2 separate regions of the Mus musculus genome follow, and region 1 is linked to region 2. A link is a contact called in ENCODE Hi-C or POLR2A ChIA-PET data. All regions are on one chromosome and are shown on one strand. The core of a region is the stretch at or near the end of the contact, and the rest is flanking DNA. Distances in the headings are between cores, read along the strand shown.

Region 1 (6,409 bases), core at 1,564-4,063, 160 kb before region 2:
CTACAGCATGACTTGAGTTCAAGGTCAGCCTGAATAAGAGCAGAGAGAAAAGGCCGAGGAGAGAGTTCAGTGGTAGAGTGCTTGCTTGCCCAGTACGCAGGAGGCCCTGATTTCAATCCTGAAAACACAAAAAAGAGGAAGATGGGTGAAGAGGCCAAGTAAGAGGTGGGGTGGAGGCGAGGGAGAACAAGGCAGAAAGAGAAAGAAGAAGAAAGCAGCTGGCTGCTCATAGAGAGGGTGAGGAGGCCTGAGTTACAGAGCGAGGCTGATATGCAGGTCAATGGGAAGTCTCTTGTGATGTCCCAGAGGTTGGCAGCTCAGATCATGATAAACAAGGGCCCTGAATACACCGGGAGATAAAAATGCTCTGTGAGTGTAGAGGGGGGGAAGACTCACGTCCTCCTCTCAATTCCAGACCTTCCAGAACCTGCCAGAAAATGAAAATGCTAGGCCCATCAGGTGTGTGTGTGTGTGTGTGTGTGTGTGTGTGTGTGAGAGAGAGAGAGAGAGAGACAGAGACAGAGACAGAGACAGAGTATTAAAATGCTGAAACCTGGACCAGTCCCTCTCCTTTTTACTCCCGACTCCCTTTTGTTTTCTGACACCTTTGCATCAGAACACTATACTTGAAAAACAAGACAAAACAAAACAAAAAAACCCCGAACACACACAATCTTCTTTCAGCGTTCTTTGTCACGGGCCTTTATAAGCATGTGGAATTCCACATTTCAATAATTCATAACAAACTTTTCATCTGGGCATTAAAACGTAGGCCCCTAAAAAGCTGTCTAACAATGGTCACTTCTGACAATGGTAACACATTTATGTAAAAGAAGCCGCAATACAGATTTTTATGTTAATACTCCTTAATCTTCGCTTCTTACATTTCAACTTACCCTCCCTCAAAGGAAATGGCTTCCGGAATCCGCTTCAAATATTCATACGGTCCATTGTAGACTCTACAGAGAGCACACTCCATGTAACATTCCTCCTCAGTCTTCAGTCAGCCTAAGTGTTGGGAGTCATGACAACACTAGCCATTGTGCACCTCTGGCTCACAAAGACGCATTCCAAGCTAAACAAATTATGGAGGGATGTGTGCTGGGAGCAAATTGGAGTATGTGATCTTGAAGAAAGTAGGAAGGAATCGAATTTAAAAACCCACTAGCATCATTAGACCAGGGACAACACTCCACAGTATTTGAGACACTTTTTTTGTGGTGGTTTGAATATGGTTGGCCAAGGAGTGGCACTATTAGGAAGTGTGGCCTTGTTGGAAGAAGTATGTCACTGCAGGGGTGAGCAATGACAGCTTCATCCTAGCTACCTGAGATGCCAGTCTTCTCCTGGATGCTTTTGGATCAAGATGTAGAACTCTCAGCTCCTCCAGACCCACATCTGCCTGGATGCTGAAATATCTCCTGCCATGACAATCATAGACTAAACGTCTGAAACTGCAAGGCAGCCCTAATTCATTTATAATAAGAAGTTGCCTTGGTCATGGTGCCTCTTCATGGCAATGGAAACCCTAACTAAGACATACTTTTATTTATTTACTCTGTGTGTGCATATGGGAGCATGTCACAGTACCCATGTGGAGGTTCAAGAAGAACTTATAGAAGTCAGTTTTCTTCTGTCATCATTTGGGGCCCAGGGGTTGAACTGAGGTCCTCAGATTAGAAGCATTTTCACCCTCTGAAACATCTCACTGGCCCAAGGTTGATTGTTGTTGTTGTTGTTGTTGTTGTTTGAGAGGATGGTGAATTAAGAGAAATAGAGTTTGCCTGCAAATAAATAAGGGCATCTACAAACACTAACTATAATGGTAGCAGAATACATGTTATCAGAGAAGCTCCAAATAGATACTGTGAAGTATATAGAATGCATAATTAAGTTGAACCGGGAGAATCCAAGCAGGCTTCATGGAAGAGGGTATTTGAGATAGGTTCTGAATGAAATGAGTTGGATTTTAGAGAGGGAGAAGAAAGTAAGCAAGAAAGAGCTATGTGCGCAGTTAGAAGGCAGGAGAGTGGAGGGACGCAGAGAGCAGCTGGGGAGGGATGCTGTATGATCGATGGGAGAATCGAGGTGGTGTGGGCTCTGGGACTACTGTGCAGTCAGTGAAGAACTGCTCAGGGCTTCTGAGAAACATGGAGCAGAGCAGCAGGGCAGCTGAGAGATGCTCAGGCAGCTTAGGTGGCATATGACAGGTCACTTAAACTCAGAAACTTCACATGATTTTCTTTCTCCAGCAATGGGAAGACTATGGTCCAGGAGGAATCTCTGAGCCCGGCGAACTTGAGGCAGAGCTGGGTCTGTTCTCTGGGTTCCACGTGCCTCCAATACATACCTTCATTACAGAAAATTCCACTGAACTTCCAGGTCTCCTTTCTATTACAAGTACCTTATGACCTGGGCCTGGGCCTTTGTAACTACAACTCCATTTCCAATAGTCCAGATATTGCTTGGCTATTTTAACCTTTTTAAGTTTCTAGATAGATGTACATATGACATGTCCCCAGATCACAGATGAGCAAACAAAAAGTCTAAGCTGTAGGCTTATTATTATTGTTAATCAGACACTTATTATCATTGTTAATCAGATTCTGTCTGACTCAGGCTATGCGGCATTGGAATATAATCTCTATATTTTAGGGAGCTTGGAACTGGCTTCCTAATATCTTCATAAACCAATGCTCCTTTAGAGTTTTTAAAGAAGCAATCCTTTAAGCCTGGGTGCCCTTTTCAGTGTTCTCTCAGAACTGACACTTCCCACAGAGCTGTGGCTATGAATCCACACCAGTCCACTGGGCCTCTCTCCAGCAGCCACCTCCCTGGGGACTGTAAACTGAACGACCAGTACTCTAAGATGCTCCGCATCCTAACCCGGCAGATGCCAGTACCAGTACAACAGCCTTTCTGCTCATAGATGTGCAGGGAGCACTGTGTTTGATGCTGTTGCTAAGGAAACAAATACAACAAAACACCCACGGAGTGAAACTCCAGGATTCATGAATCACCCAAATTCGAAAATAACCATGCCACAAGGCAAGAATGGCGGCTCCTGTCCGAAATTCCAGCACTCAGAAGGCTGAGGCAGGAGGATCACCGTGAGTTCAAGGACATATTGGCTAGAGTGAAATCCTGCCAAGCCTTGCCTCTACAAAATAGTGCAGGGACACACAATGTGCCACATATTTCACAAGCATATGAGTGTGTGTGGGAGAGGTCTCATCAGCTTTTGCTGACTTCTCTTCTAGAGAAAGGGTTTCCCCCTTCAAAGCACTGGGTAAAGTTTTTATTCTCTCATTTCTACACGACAAACTTATTCATAGTCTAAACTGAGCCTCTACCTCTAATCTGCTAGCTGTTTTCTTTTGCTTTTTGTCAAGAAAATACTTCCCCTATTGGCTTAGCTTTCCTCCCGTTCTTGTTCTCTCTCCACAGCTAGAAATTGGCTGTCTTTGTGGAAGCCATTTCTCATGAAGATGCCATGTGTTTTATCACACCATGAAAATGGTGTCACCCTGACTTGGAAAGAGCAATAGAACAACCCTTTGGCAATAGGTGATTGGCCGTGGGCTTGGCTCGTTTATTTGGTAACCCATGGCAGCTTATAAATTTAAAATACAAATTTCTCCATTGAAAAAGCTGCAAATTCCTTTGATCCCAGACATTTGGAGTTTTTGTCGGGTTGTTTGCATAGCTTGCATGTGTGCACTAGCATGTATTGGTGCACATGTATAAAGAGGCCAGCAGTCAACCTCAAATGTTGTTCCCTAGAAGCCACCTGCCTTGTTTGTTGAGAGTCTCTCACTGGCTTGGAACTTACCAAGCAGTTAGAATGCCTGGCCAGTGATCTCCAGGGATCTGCCTGTCCCTCCATCCCTAATCCCAGGATAACAAGTATATATCACCATGCATGGCTTTGGGGGAAGGTGTTCTTAGACTTTTTATTATATTTTATTTATTTATTCATTTATTGTGTGTTGTAGGAGTCGATTTTCTCTGTGTACCTTGTAGGTTCCAGGGATCCAACTTAAGTCATTGGTTTTGGTGGAAGGTTGCCCTTCACCCACTGAGCCAACTCAGCAGCTTGTTTTGGGTGTCTTCAAATACACAAACTGTGACATCTGCAAGCACCAGGGATCCATTTGGGAACAACAACAACAACAACCAAACAAAAATGGTCCTTTCCTTGCAGCCACACTGAGAACACACTAAGGTTTATGACAAAATGATGTCCAGCCCATTGCTCAAAAGGCTTGTGAGCTAGCGCATCACAAAAATGGCTTTGGAACAAGTTTACAGACCTCATGAAAAAGCAGTTTCTAGCAGTTCACAGCTGTGATTTGCTTCCTATATAGGTCCGTTCAACAAGCCCCACGGTCACCAAATTTGACTCATGCTTTATATCTGAAGTATGAAAATACACGTGCAAAGTTTTTGACACTTCTCAAGGGGAATCTAGGGTTTAGACATAGACATGCCACAAAAGGGAAGAGATTTCCTAGAATCTGTAGCCCAAATATAAGCTATTTCATTTTATCTTTCAGATAAACACACTATCTGGACTATCTTCCAGTCAGTCTGTGTCTGATGAATTCACTCAGCCTTTTCGGTTTCCGTCAGGATTTGTTGCCACGAGTTCTCATCTGTCATATGACTAATCAGAGGAAGAGTCTAGTGTGCACCGTAAGTCAAGTTACTTGGCTCTTTGGATATTTTGCCTTTCTTAAAACTGCTGCAATCACACCACTGTCAGCTAAGTGAGCTGGCTTAGTCATCAGGCCAGACCCTGGGCCGTTCACACTGGCCTTTATGAGTGCATGTGTTCCCAAGCAAGCAGGATTCCTCCAACGAGTCATTTCAAACCCCAGGAGCTTTGCTCTGGCCGCAGAACACGCACAGCCAAGACAAATGGAATTCACTTTCCATACTCCTGTCTGTGGCTTTGGTCATTGCAGGAGCCAAGCTCAAAACAGTGCTCGGTTTATTGGCAAGGATTAAAACACTGGAAAATGTATTATTGATTTGTCTGGTTGGATCTAAACTGTAAAGGTTCGGGGTAGTAAGTTCATGTCTTAGACCAGAGACTTTTGGAAGTCTCTGTTTTGTTTAGCAAGTATTCCTGGGATAGAGACAGGGCGTCCCTCTTAGTTAGAGCTGTGTTGCTGGGTCAGAGATTATGAGGACACAATAACTGGAGCTCCAGAAATGGGGGGGGCGTGGCCAACAACATCTGTGAACATCCCAAGTTCGTGCCTCGAATCAAAACTACTAATTTTCCAAAGAAACAACTCGGAAAAGGTGACTCCTGCCATGAGAGTCATTCACTTGTGGGCAAAAATGGAGGGGAAATGTCATTTATTTTGAATCCCAATTGCTTTGATATATCCTACTGAAGCAAGAGCAACAATAGATACAGATGTACGAACACGGAATTATCATTTTATTATTTTTATGAAGGGTAGACTAGAGAAGCGACATTCTTCATTCTCCTATTCACAGTTACAAGCAGATTCCACAAGCCTAAGGCCAATTCACATAGAAGTATTTTCCATGGCTTTCTGCATCCAGAATATTTATGAGTTCAAAGTGTTGTTGATGTATTAAAGGCATACCTGTTCTTATGAAAATGAACTAGCCAGCCAGGCACTGTGGTGAATGCCTTTAATCCCAGCACTTGGGAGACAGAGGCAGGCTGATCTCTGAGTTGGAGACCAGAATGTTCAATATAGTAAGTTACAAGATTGTTACATAAAGAGGCCCTCTCTCAATAAACCAAAACCTAACCAAACCAAGAAAAGCAAAAACAAAAAGAAAAAATAAAAGAAAATGCACTAACCAAAAAAATTTAGTTTTCTTTTACATTTAGTTGAACTTAATAAGTATCTGTCACTTACATACCATGTTAACTACAATCGCAGGGGATCCTGAAGAATATAAGATAGAGTTTCATCTCTTTATGGCCTTCTAATGTCATTGAGAAAAAGTACAAACACAGAAAAGTAGCTAAGTAATGTCCATGACTTGACTCAGTTTTCCCACTTGTAAAATGAAGGAGTCAAAGTAGATGATTCCTGGGTCCTTCCAGGTAAGCACCGCTTTTTAAAAACGCTGTGCATGTGTGCATTAGTGCATGCATGTGTGCATTAGTGCACGCATGCATGCATTTTCCTGGGCGTTCACTTACCATGCCCCATGTGTGGCCAGAGGACAACATTGGATATCAGTCTTCTACATTGCCTTGTTTGAGACAGAGTCAGAGTCTCTTGTTCACCACTGTATGGGCCTGGTCAGTTGACATGTGAGCTTTGGGAGAATTCTGCCTCTACCCACTCCCACCAACCACTTTCCCCACCTCTTCCTGTTGCTGTAGGAAAACTGGGATTACAGACATACACTC
Region 2 (7,144 bases), core at 2,854-5,353:
TAACCCATCTTGAAGTTTTTTTTTTTTAATCTCATACATAGGATAAGCTTAAAGTAGTCTTCCATCCCAGAGGCGGATGTGAATTCTGAAACTAATTATTTTCCAGGAAAATGTAACCCATAAAGGATGGCTATGTTAATTTCTGTCTCTGTACACAGACTCTACACACACGTCTTTGCTTAGGATTGAAACGGTTTATTTTCATCCCACGCGTCACACATTCTTCACACTGGCATCTGTGAGGTGCCTGTGATTCGGCAGAAGCTAGAATATACTGTTTTGCACACGGGTTTGGTATTTCTATAAGTCAATAAGCTAAATTATTGAAAACTGGTAGAAAAAAATTGATTTTCAGGCAATCGTTTTTCAAGTTTGTTATTAACTTGCCGAAGTAGAATTCATTGAGAAATTTATAGCTGTTGTCTTCATCTATTCAAATAAGCATTATATTTTCATTTTGAAGTTAACCACTGTCTTGGGCGAGCTCCCTCCTAGGAATTCTCAGAATACAGGCTGGCTGTACCTGCGGGTGTCTTAGCACAGAGGCGCCCCCCACCCCTGTCTTCCTTCCACAACCTAAAGGTGGTTAAGGGAGTACAGAGCCCAGAGAAAAAACTTTTTGGCTCCTGACTCTACTCCTTTTGCCTTCGAACCAGGTCTCTAAAAAAAGATAGTGGCTTTTGTTCCACAGTCGTTCAGTACCCCGCCCCCAGCATCCATCCCCAAAGGTCGTAAACTGTATCAGAAGACGGGAATTTTGGATCTCACGCAAAAAGTCCATTTTGATGCAATTGGGAACAGAAGGTGTGTGAACATTAAAGGGGGTTGAGGGGCGGGCAAGAATGGAATCCTTGATGCCTGGCTTATTCTACTACAGCCTCAGGTTCGCTATCTCCCATGACTGAGAGTGAGGGCAGGGAGGGGGACTAGGGGACTGCGAGAGACACAGATGACACCTAGGTCCCCCAGCTACAGTCAAGACCCCGATCTCGTCCCAGCTCAGGGTACAATCAGGAAAAAGCCAGTGTGTGCGTGGTTTAGAGCTTCCTGTTTTTTAAGACAGAAGCTCCCTAGAAGACTCTGGGACCCGGGTTCTTCCTCCCACCGCGCTGGTGGCCTGGGGCGGCGGAGGGGGCAGGGCCGGAGGCACTGGGCGGTCCCGGGGACTGCGCAGGGCCGCCAGGCGGACAAAGCGCCTCCCGCTCCCTCCCCCACGGCCGCGTTCCAAAAGGGAGGGGAAGGAGGGCCCGGGGGGGGGGGGTGGGGGGTGGAGAGGGAAGCACGCGAGGGAGAGAGGGGAGGAGGAGGGCGCTGCCGGCGGGACTGGGCGGGAGCGCACTGAAGAGGGAGGGCAGGGAGGAGGGGCCAAGGAGAGCAGAGAGGAGGGAAGGATTCTTGAAGCCCAAGATAAACAAATTGTTCCTCTTCACGTGCGGGGTGGGGGGCGGGAGCGAGCCAGCTCTGAGGCCTTCCCCTCCCCCACACCGGCTCTTTGTCACCGCCCGCCCTCCCGAGCGCCCGGCGACACTGGCACCACCCCTGGCGCTCCGAGATCCGGAACGTGCGCGTCGCAACAGAAAGCACTCGGGAGAGGGCGGCCGGCACCGGGTTCCGTGCAGCCGGTGAAGGCACGGTGGGGAGAGCGAGCGCGCTCCGTGGAGAAAGCTATTACCGGGGCCCCGAACCTAGCGACACGGTGGGGGAGGGAGTGCACACACCTTTCCCAAGCTTCCGGCCTCCCCCCTCCTCCTCTCCCAGAGAAGAAAGCTAGAGAACCCTAGAGAGGAGATAAGAGAAAGGATTCCACCCTCGGGGTTAGGGGTGGGATCGGCCCCTTCCTCCTCCTAGCACTTAAGCCATTGGCTGCGCATCCTCCCGCGAACCCACCCACCCGGCCATTTAAGCCTTTCTCCTCCCTGCTTTCCTCCACTCCTCCGGGCTCGTTACCCGTCGCCGGAAAGTTGGTGAAGTGCGAGGTGGGGGCAAGTTGGAGAAGAGGATAGGGAGCAAGCCTAAGCCTTAAGGCAGGGTCAGAGCACAGCTCTGGCTCCCCTGCGCCCCCGCCTCCTTCTCGACCCCCTCGCAGCTGCCCCACCTGCCCTGCCACAGCCGCGGGTCTAGAGCGACGAGCGCAGCGCTCGCGCGCCCGGCATCCGCGCGCGCCCCCACGAGTACGCGCGCGCAGCCACCCTCACTCGCTTCTCACCCACTTCAAAGTTCATTCACAAAACTCTCAGACTTTCCCAAGCCCAAAGGAGAGGAAGTCAGGGACTCTTCCTTCCCCTCCTAAGGGTTCAGGGCCTGGCGCCCACTCAGAATGTGCGACAGCATCAATTTCTCCCTGCACCCGGCGGATGTGATGAGAGGGGTGGGCGAAAGGGGACCTATCTGGGGAGGCGCGGTGGTACAGAGAAAGGTGAAGGCGGGGCGCGGAGAGGAGCAGCGTGGTTTCTACTCCTGGGTTCACTCTGGTTCGCATCGATTTCTAAGACAAGGAGGGGGAAACTTTTCCTGCACCTCACTCTGGCACTAAAGCTCCCTCCTCCCCTTGGAGTCGTGACTGGCTTCTCTCCCTCTCATCCCTTCCTCCCCAAATCTGACAACCCTGACAGATTAACAGGTAGCGGCGGCGGCGAAAGCGTTTACCCTGAGAAAAGTTGACGTTAACCCTTCGTCTCCATCCCACCTCATCCCTCGGTGCAAATCAGACCCTCACAGCCCCCAAGCCAGGAACTCCACGCCCCCGACCCCAACGCGCACCCCAGTGAGCCCTCACCATGATCAGCGTATGGTTCCTCTGCTCGGCTGAGGCAGCCTCCGCATCTTGCTGGGTTTTACTCGGGTGCTGCTGCTTGCCGCTGCCGGCGCCCGATTTCTTGGCTCTCTGCTCCAGGGTCCTCTGATAGAGGCTCACGGTGTCCCGGCGCTCCAGCTCCAGCTGCTCCACCTGAGCCTGCTGATACCTGTTCTCGCAGTTGACGTGGTGCCGCCGGCAGCCCTCGATGCGCTGGCGGAGCCGCTCGACTACCGTGCTGTGCTTGGGGACGGCCGCCGAGCTGCCGCCGGGGCCCCCGGAGCCGCCGCAGCCGCCGGCAGCGGGGTGATTGCCACTCGGAGCAACCGGAGTGCTATTGGGAGTATTCACGCCGATCCCGGCCCCGCCGAGGCTGCTGCTCAGGCTGCTGTTGATGCAGATACTACTACCATTCGCGGCGGCAGCGGGGGCTGCGAAATCCCCCATCCTGCTCCCGGGGCACACTATTTTGGAAGAACTTTTTTTTTTAATCCACCCCCTATCAGCCTTCTCCTTGGGTCCAAGGATTAAAATAGTTTAAGTGGAACGCGGGGGAGACGCAAGCACATGGATGAAAAAACAGCGATCCCCACGGGGTGAAAAAAGGGGGAAGAGATTTTGGGGTGTTTTTTTTCCTTAAAAAAACTGTAAAGATCGAGGGGAGAAAAAAAGGGGGTGTTATCAGAATACCATCAGACACCTATCAACAAATAGAATCCCAACAAACTGAGCCGGCAGCAGATCGGCTTGCAACTCAAGGGGAGATCCGCTCCTCGCCTGCCTCCTTTTAATAATCCATTATTTTCTAATAAATTCCAGGAGGTTTCCGGTGGTTGGCAAGCATTTTCTCCCTACGTACCGAAAAACACACCCCATGTACACACACGAGCGTGTGCCTCCAGTGCGGACACGCGCGACACACACTCACTCCACGCCGCATCGGAAAACGGCGAGCTTGCTTATTGCATTTTCCTTCCACAAAAAAGTTTTGGTGTTTATGCCGCCCCGTGTTCTCAAAGTACTTTGGCTGCTCAGTTGCATTTCACAGGAGCCTAGACATCGAGTCCTCGGGCTGGGCAAGTAAACACATGGACAGTCCGAGGCGACTGCAAAAGTAGATCGCTGGAGTCCTTTGCGAAACGCCGCGCGGAGAGCAGCCACTAATGCTCGGCCAGGCTGCCGCTGCCGCCGCCGCCTCCGCCACCATCACAATGATCAACTGCTCGCCGCCGCCGCCGCCTCCTCCTCCTCCTCGCGCTCCTCCACCTCCTCCTCCTCCTCCATGCCAGCGGAGTGATATCAGGACGCGCGAGCTCAGTAAACACGGCAGCGGCGGCGGCTGGAGGCCGTGAGACAAGCCCGGGGACCCGGTGCAAAACCCGGCCCGGACTCTCCCCTGGCGGGAGCGGGCGCGGCGCGCACCGACCTGACTCCCGCCTCCCTTGCCCCCCCACCCCCTCCCCTTCCCCAATCCAGCTGCTCCCCAGGCTGGGAAGCCCCGACCTGCCAGGAAGAGGGGGGAAAACAAAGATTGGGGGGAATCTTAGGAGTGGATCACCTTTTGACCCGTGTGTGTGTGTGTGTGTGTGTGTGTGTGTGTGTGTGTGTGTGTGTGTGTGTGTGTGTGTAAGTGAGCGCGCGGCGCGCGTGTATGTGTGTGTGCGCGCGCGCGAGTGCGCGGGGACGCGCCAGGCTGGCTGTGTTTCCTTCTGCCCAGCGAGGTATCCAGCGAGCCCAAGTTGTTGTTATACATTTATGCATTATATTGCAGAAATGTGCATGACCAGGCAGAAACAGTGCAGCTTCCCAGCAGCTGTCATCCCCACCCATGTGAAATGAAATAGGCAAACGAGTGGCTTGTTTTCAAGGCCCAGAGAAGACCCTGCTAGTGAACTCTTGCTCAAACTCTAGGACCCTCTTTAACTCAAATAATTTTTTTTCCTTACGTTTATTTGTTTATTGGGAAGAAGTGCCTAGTGCCACACCCCACGCACGCTTAGAAGTCAGAAGACAGCTTTGTGGAGTCCTCTAAGGTGGGTACTTGAGTTTGAACCAAGGTTGTCAAGATCTGGGGCAGTCAGTCACCTTTACCTCCTGGAAATTTCATCAAAGTACCCATTCCTCAATGAACAGAACTAAGCAGTCAAAACAAAACAAAACCTTGGGATATTATTTATTTCTCTGTACATAACGACTGTGGTTATTATGACGATTATTGTTTTATTTATCCTTGAAAAAAAATAAAACCAAGCAAGCAGGGACTTGGAGGTGAGACTAACAGTACATTTAAACAGACTGTTTTGAACACTAGGTGCTAATGACGGCAGCAATTAAGGGTCCTGCCTAAATCAAGTGGAAAGATTGCAGATTTCATGCTTTAGAACTATAGAAAGAAAGAAAGAAAAAAAAAACACAGCATTTCACAGTTTGTTGTGACCAAAACAAAAACAAGCCAAAAAGTGTGTGGGGGGCAGGCTTAGCTTACCACTAGATATATTTTTTTATTTCAATGGATTCACATTCACAATAGCACGATTGAAATGGAGTAGCTGCAGAGAAGTAATCTCAGGTTTTGTTAATTATTATCACACATTATCTACCCAGACACTGAGTAGAACATCTGACAAGAAAGTTCAAACACCCTTGGCTCAGTCTTACACCATTGCCCAGAGACGTCTGCAAAAATGAAAAGGCAGAAATTGCTAGCACTTCTGGGGTCCCTGGGCTACAGACCTCGATGGTGGGGTGTTCATGAAACGGCTTTTTGAATGGATTTGGGGGGGGGAGGGGGTAAAAACACAGCCCTGTTTTCTAAAGTACCCAGGAATAAAAGAAGGCTGGGCCTTGTTTTTTGTATGACAAAACTTTTCCCGGGGAGGTGCGATACACACACCTACTCATTCCAGACAGAGAACCCACCACAGACCAGAGAACAGATGCCATCAAAGGTCCAACTTAAAGAACCAATGAGTTTCATTGGTGTTACTTACAGGAATATGGGTGAGGGGTTCCTTACTGGAGCAGAAATTACTCAAAGACAGCTGCCTCACCACAGCCCACCACAGCCTGGGGACAGCTCACAAGAGCTGGAAACCCGGAGCACACTGCACAGCCTACAGGCAACTCAACAGGCTGGACTGGGTCCTTTCCTGGAGGTGCCTCAGTTGACCTAAACCTCTTCCAGGTAGCTTGGCTGGTTTCTGCAGCTTCTGAGTAGCTGATCTGATCCCAGTCTTCTTTGCAGCTTGGCTTGTCTGAGTGTTTTTGTTTTTGTGAGTTGGGTTTTTTTTTTTTTTTTTTTTTTAACAGTTTCTTTCCCAAGTCTGAGAGCAACTCTTAGCTTCTATCATTTACTCTGGCTGAGAGGAGCCTAGTGAATCTGGTCAGTTTCAGGGACTTCCTGAAGCTGTTTTGAGTAATTTACCTTCCTGCTTAAGGAGCACTTATGCATTAGTCATGAAGAAGCCTCTTCATTTCTTGGCTTTACTGTTTAGTAGCGATGCTGTTTCTAACCTCATAGTATCAGATATCTGTAGCTATAGTTCTCTTCATTTAATTGGGTCTATATGGTGAGCTGTATCTTTAATACCCACTGAATTATTTGGCTTTGAAAAGGGGGAACAAATTATTTATCTTGGTGAAAGGCTATAAGAGGGAAAACCTAATAGGAGAGGGTCTCTTGTTAAAGTTGCCTTCCTTTTTTGAAATCCATCTAATCGATGTACAAACTCCCGAATCATTAGTGCTCCTCAGTGACAGCCAGAAAACTAATCTGAGGGGCAGAAGAGCTGGCTCAAAACACCAGCAGAGTACCTTGGTTCCCAGGATCCGCATGGTAGTTTACAACAGCCTAGAATCCCAGCTCCCGAGGATCTGGCAGCCTCCTCTGGCCTCACAGTCGCCAGGCACACATGCAGCGCACATACATGCAGGCGAAATAGCAAGAAATAAATCCTTTTAAAAAGAAAACTAAACCAAGAAAGTTACATACAGAAGTAACCATTTGATTGATATGTGTGTGTGTGTATGTATGTATGTATGTTTAAAAAGAGATGAGCAAGTCGCCTTTCTGACAGTCTCACAAGGAAGTCTATACCCACAGCTTCCCTGCAGAGAGAAGGCTGTGATAGCAAGCATGCTCTAATCCTCACACCTACATAACCAAGTCAAGACTGCACCTTCATTTACCCAGGCAGGAAGTTGGAGGGACTGAACTGCAGGGTCTCTGGCTTCGAGACATGGCTATTCATTCTATTTCTTCTTGAAACTCAGACTTTAATTTTTTTTTTCATGGAGAATTTCCCATGTTGAGAGAACAACAATAATAATTGCAGCATTATGAGTTCCCAT

Evidence for each region. A loop is a pair of places that touch in the nucleus more often than their neighbours do. ChIA-PET counts read pairs that join two places held with the same protein, here RNA polymerase II (POLR2A).
Region 1: a loop to region 2 is called in a map of Patski, with 2.4 times the contacts of the local background. The contact joins the enhancer-like site here to the promoter of Maml3 in region 2. A Hi-C loop is called at or near these places in 1 of 37 maps with a recorded cell type or tissue (Patski). POLR2A ChIA-PET finds 5 or more read pairs at or near these places in 1 of 5 experiments (Patski).

What each region holds. Positions count from the first base shown.
Region 1 is chr3:51,939,063-51,945,471 of GRCm38, forward strand. The region is part of intron 1 of Maml3 (mastermind like transcriptional coactivator 3); the gene reads right to left. Among named protein-coding and RNA genes, the nearest start is that of Maml3, 160 kb to the right of the region's middle. Within about 2 kb of position 2,814, at least 1 of the 3 ENCODE cell types and tissues checked has a DNase peak (open chromatin) inside an H3K27ac peak, as active enhancers do.
Region 2 is chr3:52,100,903-52,108,046 of GRCm38, forward strand. It overlaps Maml3 (mastermind like transcriptional coactivator 3), which reads right to left and starts at 4,104. Exons shown (of 5, transcript NM_001004176.2): 1 at 2,777-4,104. The coding sequence starts at 3,241.